Regions from separate parts of the Homo sapiens genome. Here region 1 is linked to region 2. A link is an interaction called in ENCODE POLR2A ChIA-PET data of the cell type or tissue named here. Cell type or tissue: CD4-positive, alpha-beta T cell. All regions are shown on one strand. Links, peaks and the distances in the headings refer to the core of each region. The heading gives the core; the rest is flanking DNA.

Region 1 (4,408 bases), core at 259-4,258, 57 kb before region 2:
CATGATTTGAAAGCTTATTCTTTTTTATCACTGAATAATATTTGATAGTCTGCATGTACCACCATTTATTTATTCATTCACCTGTTAAAGGACATCTTGGTTGCTTCCAGGTTTTAGTAACTATGAATAAAGCTGCTATAAACATTCATGTGCAGGTTTTTGTGTGGACATAAGATTTTAACTCCTTTGGGTAAATACCAAGGAGCATATTGCTGGATCATATGGTAAGAGTGTGTTTAGTTCTACAAGAAACTGCTAAATAGTCTTCCAAAGTGGCTGTACCATTTTGCACTTCTACCAGCAATGAATGAAAGTGCCTATTACTCCACATCCTTAGCAGAATTTAGTGTTGTCAGTATTTTGGATATCTGCCATTCTAATAGTTATATAGTGGCATCTCGTTGTTGTTTTAATTTAAATCCCTACTGACATATGATACTGAGCATTTTCTCATTTGCCATTTGATATCTTCTTTGATTGTCTGTTGAGATATTTTGCTTATTTTTAATTGGGTTGTTTGCTTTCTTACCTTTGAGTTTTAAGAATTCTTTGCATATTTTGAATACCAGTTCTTCTAGATGTGTATTTTTCAAAGGTTTTCCCCCAGTCTGTGGCTTGCTTTATTCTCTTAACATTATCTATGTAAAGCAGTTTTTAATTTAAAAAATCTAGTATACTAATTTCTTCTTTAATGGATTGTGTTTTTCATGCAGTATCTAAGAATTCATGGCCAAACCGTAGTTAATCTACCTGTTTTTCTGCTGTCTGCTGGGAGTTTTATAGTTTGGTGTTTGGCACTTCATTAAAAAAAATAGTGTTTTCTACTATATTTGTCGTGATATCCAAAAATTCCCCACAAAAAATAAAAAGTCTTTTCTGACTAGTTATTTTCTACTTCTTCTATGGATTTAAATCGTTTTAGTCTACTAGCTTATAAAAATGAGTATTTTCCCTTGAAACAATTTTTATGTGCTTTTGGCTAAATGCATAGTTTACAAATAGACTGCAGATGAGCTAAAGATAAAGAGAACTGTTATCTTCATAATAATAATAGAAGTGCTTCCTGGTAAAATTTGCCCTGTAATCGTAGTCATCTTTAGAATGACTAAGGGATTGATTCTATCAAGAAGCCTATAATTGCTCAGGTCTCATCTTCAAGGTTAGGACAGACCACTAGGTTGGGTAGAAGAATATAGAGTAGTAAAGTGGAGGGGGTTTTTAAATGTTGTTTTAAACTCCCATATTTTGAAACATTTGCAAATAAATCAATTTTTAAATATAAAACAAACAAATAAAATTACAAAATTTAAATACATCAAAATGATAGAAAAAGAAAACTACTAAATACGTTAAAAATAGGTTGAATACAATGAAACTCACACCTGTACTTCATTCCATTGTCATCAGCCAGTCAAGGAAAGATACTGTGAGATCTTATGAAGCCAGCCAAAAAGAACTGCGGTTTTATTCATCAACTCTGGGCAGTGAAGCCTTTCAAGTACTGATAGGATCTGTAGCTACTGACTACATCAAATATTTTTTATCATCAGTTAACACACTGCAGAAATAATGATACCTACTTTGCATTTTCCCTATGTGTAACTTAACACAAGGTCATGAAAACTATACAACTTTGCATTTTGGAAACCAGGGTACATGTCAACAAGGGCAGGATTTCTTTTGCAGAAAACAACTAAGTTCCCTTTGCTGTTTTCATTTTGATAGGTTTTTTTCCTGAGTCCTTGCTGGAATAAAAACGATCATTTTTTTACAGTATTAGATTGGAATGAGTGGTTATATTTTTCAGAAATTTCATTGATATTTCTTACTACATTTCTTTATTTTGCTGTTTATTATGTGATGATAGTGGTTAATATTTATCAAGGGCTATATAATACCAAGCACTGTGCTATGCAATTTGCATTGATCATCTTGTTAATTTTCATACTAACTGATAAGACAGCTTTATTTTTATTCCCATTCTACACATGAAGGAAGACTCTACACATGAGTCTTGGACTTTAATGATTTGCCTGGAGTAACACAGGCAAATTCAAACCCAGGCCCTCTGGCTTCAAACCCCATGCCTTACGCTGTCTCATTGCAATATTTTCTTATGAGTGTTATGAAATTGAAACTGAAACTCAGTGATTATCACCAATATCTCCAAATTTCTAACCGGTTTCTTGCTTTCAGGGTTGTTCCTCTCAAGTTTATCCCATGCACAGCTACCACTGCGGTTTATCGAAAATGAAACCTACTCATGTCATTTCCTGCCTCACACATTTCGAGGCTTCTCCATGTTCTACAGAATAAGATCTAAGATCCTTAGCACAGCATCCAAGAGCCTCTCTGTGCAGGCCCCTGCTTCACATCCCTCAGTTCCCCCTTCCCACATTTACATTGTCACCATAGGGAACATCTTGTGCCTCCTCACACACACTCCACAGTCTTTTACCTTGTTTCTGAATCACACAAGCTATTGTTTTCTGCATGCATGGTTCTTCCCCACACTACACCAAAGCCTCTTTCCATCAGGGAAACATTTCCTATTTGTCTCCAAGAATCCTTCTCTTACCAAACATTCCCTTGCCCTCTACACTTCATTGGTTGATGCTTTCCCCTCTGCACTAGCAGAATATCCCCTAGAATTTTATTTATGACACTATATTACAGTAATAATACTAATGTCAGCATCTCCCACTAGACTATGGGTTCTTCAAAGGCAGGATAGACCTCACTCACTTTTAACTATGTATAGATCTTGGATGATGAAGAAAGAAGGCCAGTGCTGAGAGCTAGGAGAATGATCGAGTTATTAGCCCTACCTTTGGATGGTTCTCCATTACCATGTATCACTTTAGGTGCTTTTGGTTTGCTACCAAGAAAACCAAGGAGTAGAAAGAGGGAAGCGCAGTGGCTCCACTTCTCACCTGAGCCTAGTTTGAGGTCTGCAATTCCTGAGACATTACCAAGGTTCTTTTGTGTTTTCAGCTCCTGAACAGTTTGCTGTAGGTGGGACAGATCCTAAAAGAATCGTGTTAAGTGTATTAATGTTCCATCTAGTCTCAAAATAGAACCAGGAGTTAGGAAACATGTTGATCGAGGCAGTGAATCAGTGTTACTAAAAACCTTCAATTGCATCATGACTTTTTAAGAAAAATGTGAATTGAAAATGCCCATGTTTTATTTCACACCCATGGCTTTGCTCATAGTTGCCAAGACATAGATCTCAATACAACAGGCTTCCTGTTTCAATTCGAAGTAGTCTGGTAAAGAACAAAACAGTCATGTCTTGTAAGATACAGAATTATTTCTCCCTCCAATTATTTTTACAATGAAGTGTGATCTAATGCCACTGTCTCCCCTTTTGCAGACCTCACACTGTTCATTTATTTTTTGGTCTCACTAAGTCACTTGCTTCAGTGTGTCAGTTTCCTCAGGTAGAAGGCTGCCCATAATAGAACTGTTGTGGTTACTTAAAAGACAGGAAAGCAATTTTTAAAATAAAACCCTGCTGTTTTAAGCTCTTTGTAGATGTTGAGGCCAAATTATGCCTATTGACATTAACCTACCTGACTTCAATTTCAATTCATTCATTCAACAAGCAAGTATGGAATTTATGATATTACTTTAAAATGCATTGAAAGGTTTGTTGCCAAGGAACCTGCTAAATAACCTTCTAAGCTTGTTAACATGAGTAACTCCTGATTTATGTTAAATAAAAGTAATTCTTAGAACTGAAGTGTTTACTTATCTTCTTCTTTATCTGTCAAGAAATAAAAAAAATCAACCTTCAAGAGGGGGAAAAATCACAAAGTGTAAAATAATAGAAAGGGCAATAGGACCACACAATCTCAGCCATCCTCAAGATCTGAAGTCTGAAGCCTCACACCCAGATCTTCCCTGATCTCATGCCAAAGATCTAATGTATAAGCAAAAGAGGGCTAGATTGTTTAGTAAGCATTTCTATTTTGTTACAGGAAGTTCCAGATGTGAAACATCCATGGAAAAAAGAATTTAATAGCCCGGTATTTAAGTATATTCTGAGTATATTGATTTTAAAATGAACTGCTCTTTTAGATTATACGCCTCTATATATCTCATTCATGGAATAAGAAAAATTGTTACATCATTTTCCAAGAGATCAAGTATTTCAAAACCATGGGTGTATAAATGCAGTTTTGATCACATTTACACACAAATTCACACACACACACACACATACACAAACATAATTTCAAGTTAAGATACTACAACCATTCTCCACTGCCATCAATTTTGAATTATTTTTTCCTAAATGCAATGTTCTCCAGCTAATTTTTAAAATCATTTCAGCTGTAAAGTGGGGATAGTAGTATTGCCTCCTTCATAAGACTGTTATGAGAATTAAATGAGCAAATATATG
Region 2 (4,408 bases), core at 304-4,303:
ATGCAAGTGCCGCTGAATGCATTGCTGATCACAGGATGACACTTAGATAAATTTAGGTCTCAGTTTCTTTTAGGACAGAACAAACTTTTCCCAAATTAGACTTCCTTGAACTCCTAGACATACTATATGTTGGCACATATCACACCATCTTGTCTACAGTACATAGTAGTGAGTGCAAATAGCTTTGTCTTAACTAAGTATATTCACACTGGAAATTGTAGAATGTTCAAGTACCATATCTATATTTGGTTCAATTCTCTTAAAGAAAATAAAAGCCAGTCCTGAAGACGTAAAGTGGCTTGTCACACATCTAGTTAGTGGGTGCATCAAGGCTAGTATCCACATCTTATGACTGCAAATCCCATGACAATTCCATTCCATTCATTCATTTATTCATTTGTACTATTTACTGAGTACCTACTATGTGCCAGGCAGGGTGTTTAGCTTTGCAAATAGAATGCAAAACAAGTTATAGTACCAGCCCTCAAATTTTAGTACTCCCTACTCTTTGAGCAATATTTGGCCGGTTGCAACTTGGAGTTTGTGCAATTTTTCAGTAATGATACCCAATGTGTAAATATACAATGCTCATATATCTTTATTTTCCCTTCTTCCCTCTTCTAACTAGCCCCAGTCAATGACTTGACTTCCCATAGCACCAAGCACTTAACACCAATAAGAGTAAGATGGGAGGCCGGGCACGGTGGCTCATGCCTGTAATCCTAGCACTTTGGGAGGCCAAGGCGGGCGGATCATGAGGTCAGGAGATCGAGACCATCCAGGCTAACATGGTGAAACCCCATCTCTACGAAAAATACAAAAAATTAGCTGGGCATGTTGGCAGGTGCCTGTAGTCCCAGCTACTCGGGAGGCTGAGGCAGGAGAATGGTGTGAATCCAGGAGGCAGAGCTTACAATGAGCCAAGATTGCGCCACTGTGTGTGAGACTCTGTCTCGGAAAAAAAAAAAAAAGAGGGTATGATGGGAAATAGAGTTGAAATGAATTATGAAAAATTCCATAGGGAAGATCATGAAAATTCTTCCCCAGAAAACAATGTTCTTGATTCACCACCGCAAGGCTTGGGGGTTATTAGCTTGTGTGTCTCTCCTCTCGTTTACTCACTGTGTCACCAGGTCCTCTCTTTCCTCAAACTGGCTGAGACGTAGCTTGCATCCTCTAGCTTTACTTTCCTTCTGTATCTAAAGATAGACACAAACTCTTGGTGTTTTAAGTACTTAAGTGCTAATCCTTGTGGGGAAAGTGAGAGGGGAAGAGCAAAAATAACCAATGTGAAGAAGTTATGAAGTTTCCAGAATGATACCGTTGAATCTTGGCATAGGATCAGTAGTTAGTTGCTTACTTCCTCTAAGATAAGTGGAAAAACCCCATTATCTTCAGCTATCTGTCTTTATTTCTGGAGGCAAGATCAAAAACCAACCATCTGCCCTATAAGTCCTTACTTATTCTCCTGAACTAGATGAGTACAGGCATTGTCTGATGAGAGGATTTCTAGCTTTCAACAGATTCTCACAGAATTCATGACCAGAACAACATGGGGTAATGACTGCTTTAGGAGCCATTAAGTGGGCCATTTTAGTTCCTTGAAGTCCTCTAGACTTTGGCCACTGTCAGTTCAGGAAAGATGCCTTCTGAAGATTCCTCACAGAGACTGTACAGCTGTTTGGGATACATAGGATTTTATATTTCATCTTCAGTGATTCATGAGCATTACATTGTTCCAAAACAGAGAAAGGATTATGTCATTCCCCTGCATAACACCTTCCATGGCTCTCCATTCCCTACAGTAGCCTTGCCAAGTGTATGAGATGCTAATTGAGGTAGACTGTGGGAGGTGGGTGTTTCCGGTGCAGAAGAACCCTTGATATCACCTTCACTTCCTGCTATATGGCTGCGTATCAAAAGGCAAGTTACTTAACTTCCTGCTATATGGCTGTATTCAAAGGCAAGTTACTTAACCTTTCAGTCTTCCCAATGTATTCATTTGCTAGGGCTGCTGTAACAAAGTACCACAAACTGGGCGGCTTAACCAAAAGAAGTGTATTGTCTCACAGTTTTGGAGGCTAGATGTCTGAGATCCAGGTGTCAGCGGGGTTGGCTTCTGAGAGCTGTGAGGGAAGGATCTGTTCCAGACCTCTCTTTGCTAATAGATGGCTGTCTTCTCCTTGTGTCTCACATCCTCTTCTTTCTATGCGTATATCTGTCTTTTTATAAAGACATCCATCATATGGGATTAGGGACCCCCCCCCACTCCAGTATGACCTCATCTTAACTAATTGTATTTGCAGTGATCATATTTCCAAATAAGGTCACATTCTAAGGTACTGAGGTTTAGGACTTCAACATATAAAACAATTCAACCCATAACACCCAGGAAATTATTACTTGACTTCTTATTATCACAATGGAAAATGAGATGAAACTATCTGCAAACCACTTTCTGTGTACTAAAAAAAAGTACATATATTTTTGGTATGGATTAATAGTGAACATAAGTAATGACTACTGACTTCACCAAGAGTTTCTTCTCCACATGATCTTTATTATTTTTTAGGTATAACATCTGTGTGGAAAAGTGAATATATCACAAATGCATTTAACACACACAGACACCTCCCAGATTCTATCTTCCAAGTTAAAAAAGAAAAGCAGAAAAACATTTATCAGCATCCTATAAGCTCCCCTCATACTCCTGGGCAGTCAGTACCTAGTGCCTCCCAGATTATCCACTGTCTTGACTTCTAAGTCACAGATTAGCCAAGTTCAAACATAGATTAGCTTTACCAGTTTTTGGAGTTTGTATAAATGAAATTATATAGTAATACTTTTTTTTACATCTGGCTTATTTACTCAATATTATGTTTGTGAGATCTTTCAAATTATTGTGTGTATTTGTAGATTATTCATTCACATTGCTGTGTAATACTCCATACTGTGAATATGCCATACTTTATGCATTCTGTTGATGAAGACTTTAGTAGTTTCCATTGTGAGTTTCTTAGGACTAGAGCTGCTATGAGCATTCTTGAGAATGTCTTTTGTTAAACATACGTACACATTTCTTTGGGGTATACTTAGGTGTGAAATTGCTTTATGCAAAGAGCTTTAATAAATCTGCCAAAGCGTTTTCCAAAGTGATCGTTCAAGTAATACTCCCAGCAGTGGTAGTCAAGAATTTCCCTTGTTCCACATTCTTGTCAACACTTCTTATTTTCTGTCATTTTCATTTTAACCATTTGGGTGAGAGAGTAGTTGTGAGGCATGGTAGTTTTATTTGTATTTCTCTGGTGAGTGAAAAGATTGAGCACCTTTCTATATATTTTTTGGCCACTTGGATATCTTCTCTTGTGATGTCCCCCAAGTCTTTGCTCATTTGTCTATTGGGTTATCTATCTTTTTCATAGTTATTTGTGGGTATACGTTATATGTTCTGGATACAATTCCTTTGTTAGATATGTGCTTTGTCAATGTCTTCTCCCAATCTATGCCTGGCCTTTTTGCTCTTTTTTATCTTTTAATGAACACAAATTCTTAATCTTAATAGAGTTCAATTTATTAGTGGTGTTCTTCATAGTATTTTTTGCCTACTCATGAAGCAAGATGTTCTTTTCTAAAAATTGTGTTGTTTTGCCTTTTACACTAAAAGTTATACTATCCATCTGAAATTAATTTTTTGTGTGATGTGAGAAATAAAATACATGTTTTTCCATGTGGATATTCAATTGACTCTACATTAATCATTAGAATTCTGCATTTCATTTTAAATCACGGGCACACAGTAGCAGTCTGGATGCCTCAGAATGAACACATTTAAGGATCAAGTCATTTAAAACATATCTCACTATAATGACTTCTGCAGCCCATTTTGACTGTGAATAGCCTAGGCTGTTCAGTGTTAAGGTCAAATGCTCATTTAATCTGCTTGCAGGAACCTAATTTCTGGTCTAATAGATTAAGTAAAATAAAACAAATAAATGCATCCCCTTGGAAATAGATCACTCTAAAAAATCAAAGTATACAATTTAAAATTAATTTGGATCCTAGACATAAGGGTTATTGGTGAAAAAAATTAATAGTGTGGAAAGGTCTTGACCAAACATTTGGGGAGAAATAACCAAAAGGCTTATCTTTTATTATTAAGGAAGGCAAATGAAGACAAGGCCCACTTGTCTTCATTATACTCACACATTTACTGTCTCATTAGTTCCCCCAACTCTCATCAAGGTGGAAGACATGGAATAAGGAGAGATTGAAGGCAGAAAGATTAGCTAGGTGGCCATTCATTCTTTGACGCATTCATTCAACGAGTATTTATTCAATGATTATTGTACCAAGTATTGTATTAAATTCTGTGAATATTAAGAAGAGTAAAACACAGTCATTGCCCTGA

The links. Peaks named below come from ENCODE experiments on the same cell type or tissue, not always from the same donor. Only the 100,000 strongest peaks of a DNase experiment are listed, where the experiment ranks them.
Region 1: POLR2A ChIA-PET joins it to region 2 with 6 read pairs; 3 of 35 experiments call an interaction of 5 or more read pairs at or near these places.

What each region holds. Positions count from the first base shown.
Region 1 is chr12:29,101,466-29,105,873 of GRCh38, forward strand. No RefSeq gene overlaps it. Among named protein-coding and RNA genes, the nearest start is that of FAR2, 46 kb to the right of the region's middle. In CD4-positive, alpha-beta T cell, for the core only: no CTCF peak of the experiment used is centred there; a DNase peak (open chromatin) is centred at 2,236; H3K4me3 peaks cover 971 bases; H3K27ac peaks cover 3,175 bases.
Region 2 is chr12:29,158,565-29,162,972 of GRCh38, forward strand. All of the region lies in intron 1 of FAR2 (fatty acyl-CoA reductase 2), which reads left to right. Among named protein-coding and RNA genes, the nearest start is that of FAR2, 11 kb to the left of the region's middle. In CD4-positive, alpha-beta T cell, for the core only: no CTCF peak of the experiment used is centred there; a DNase peak (open chromatin) is centred at 1,907.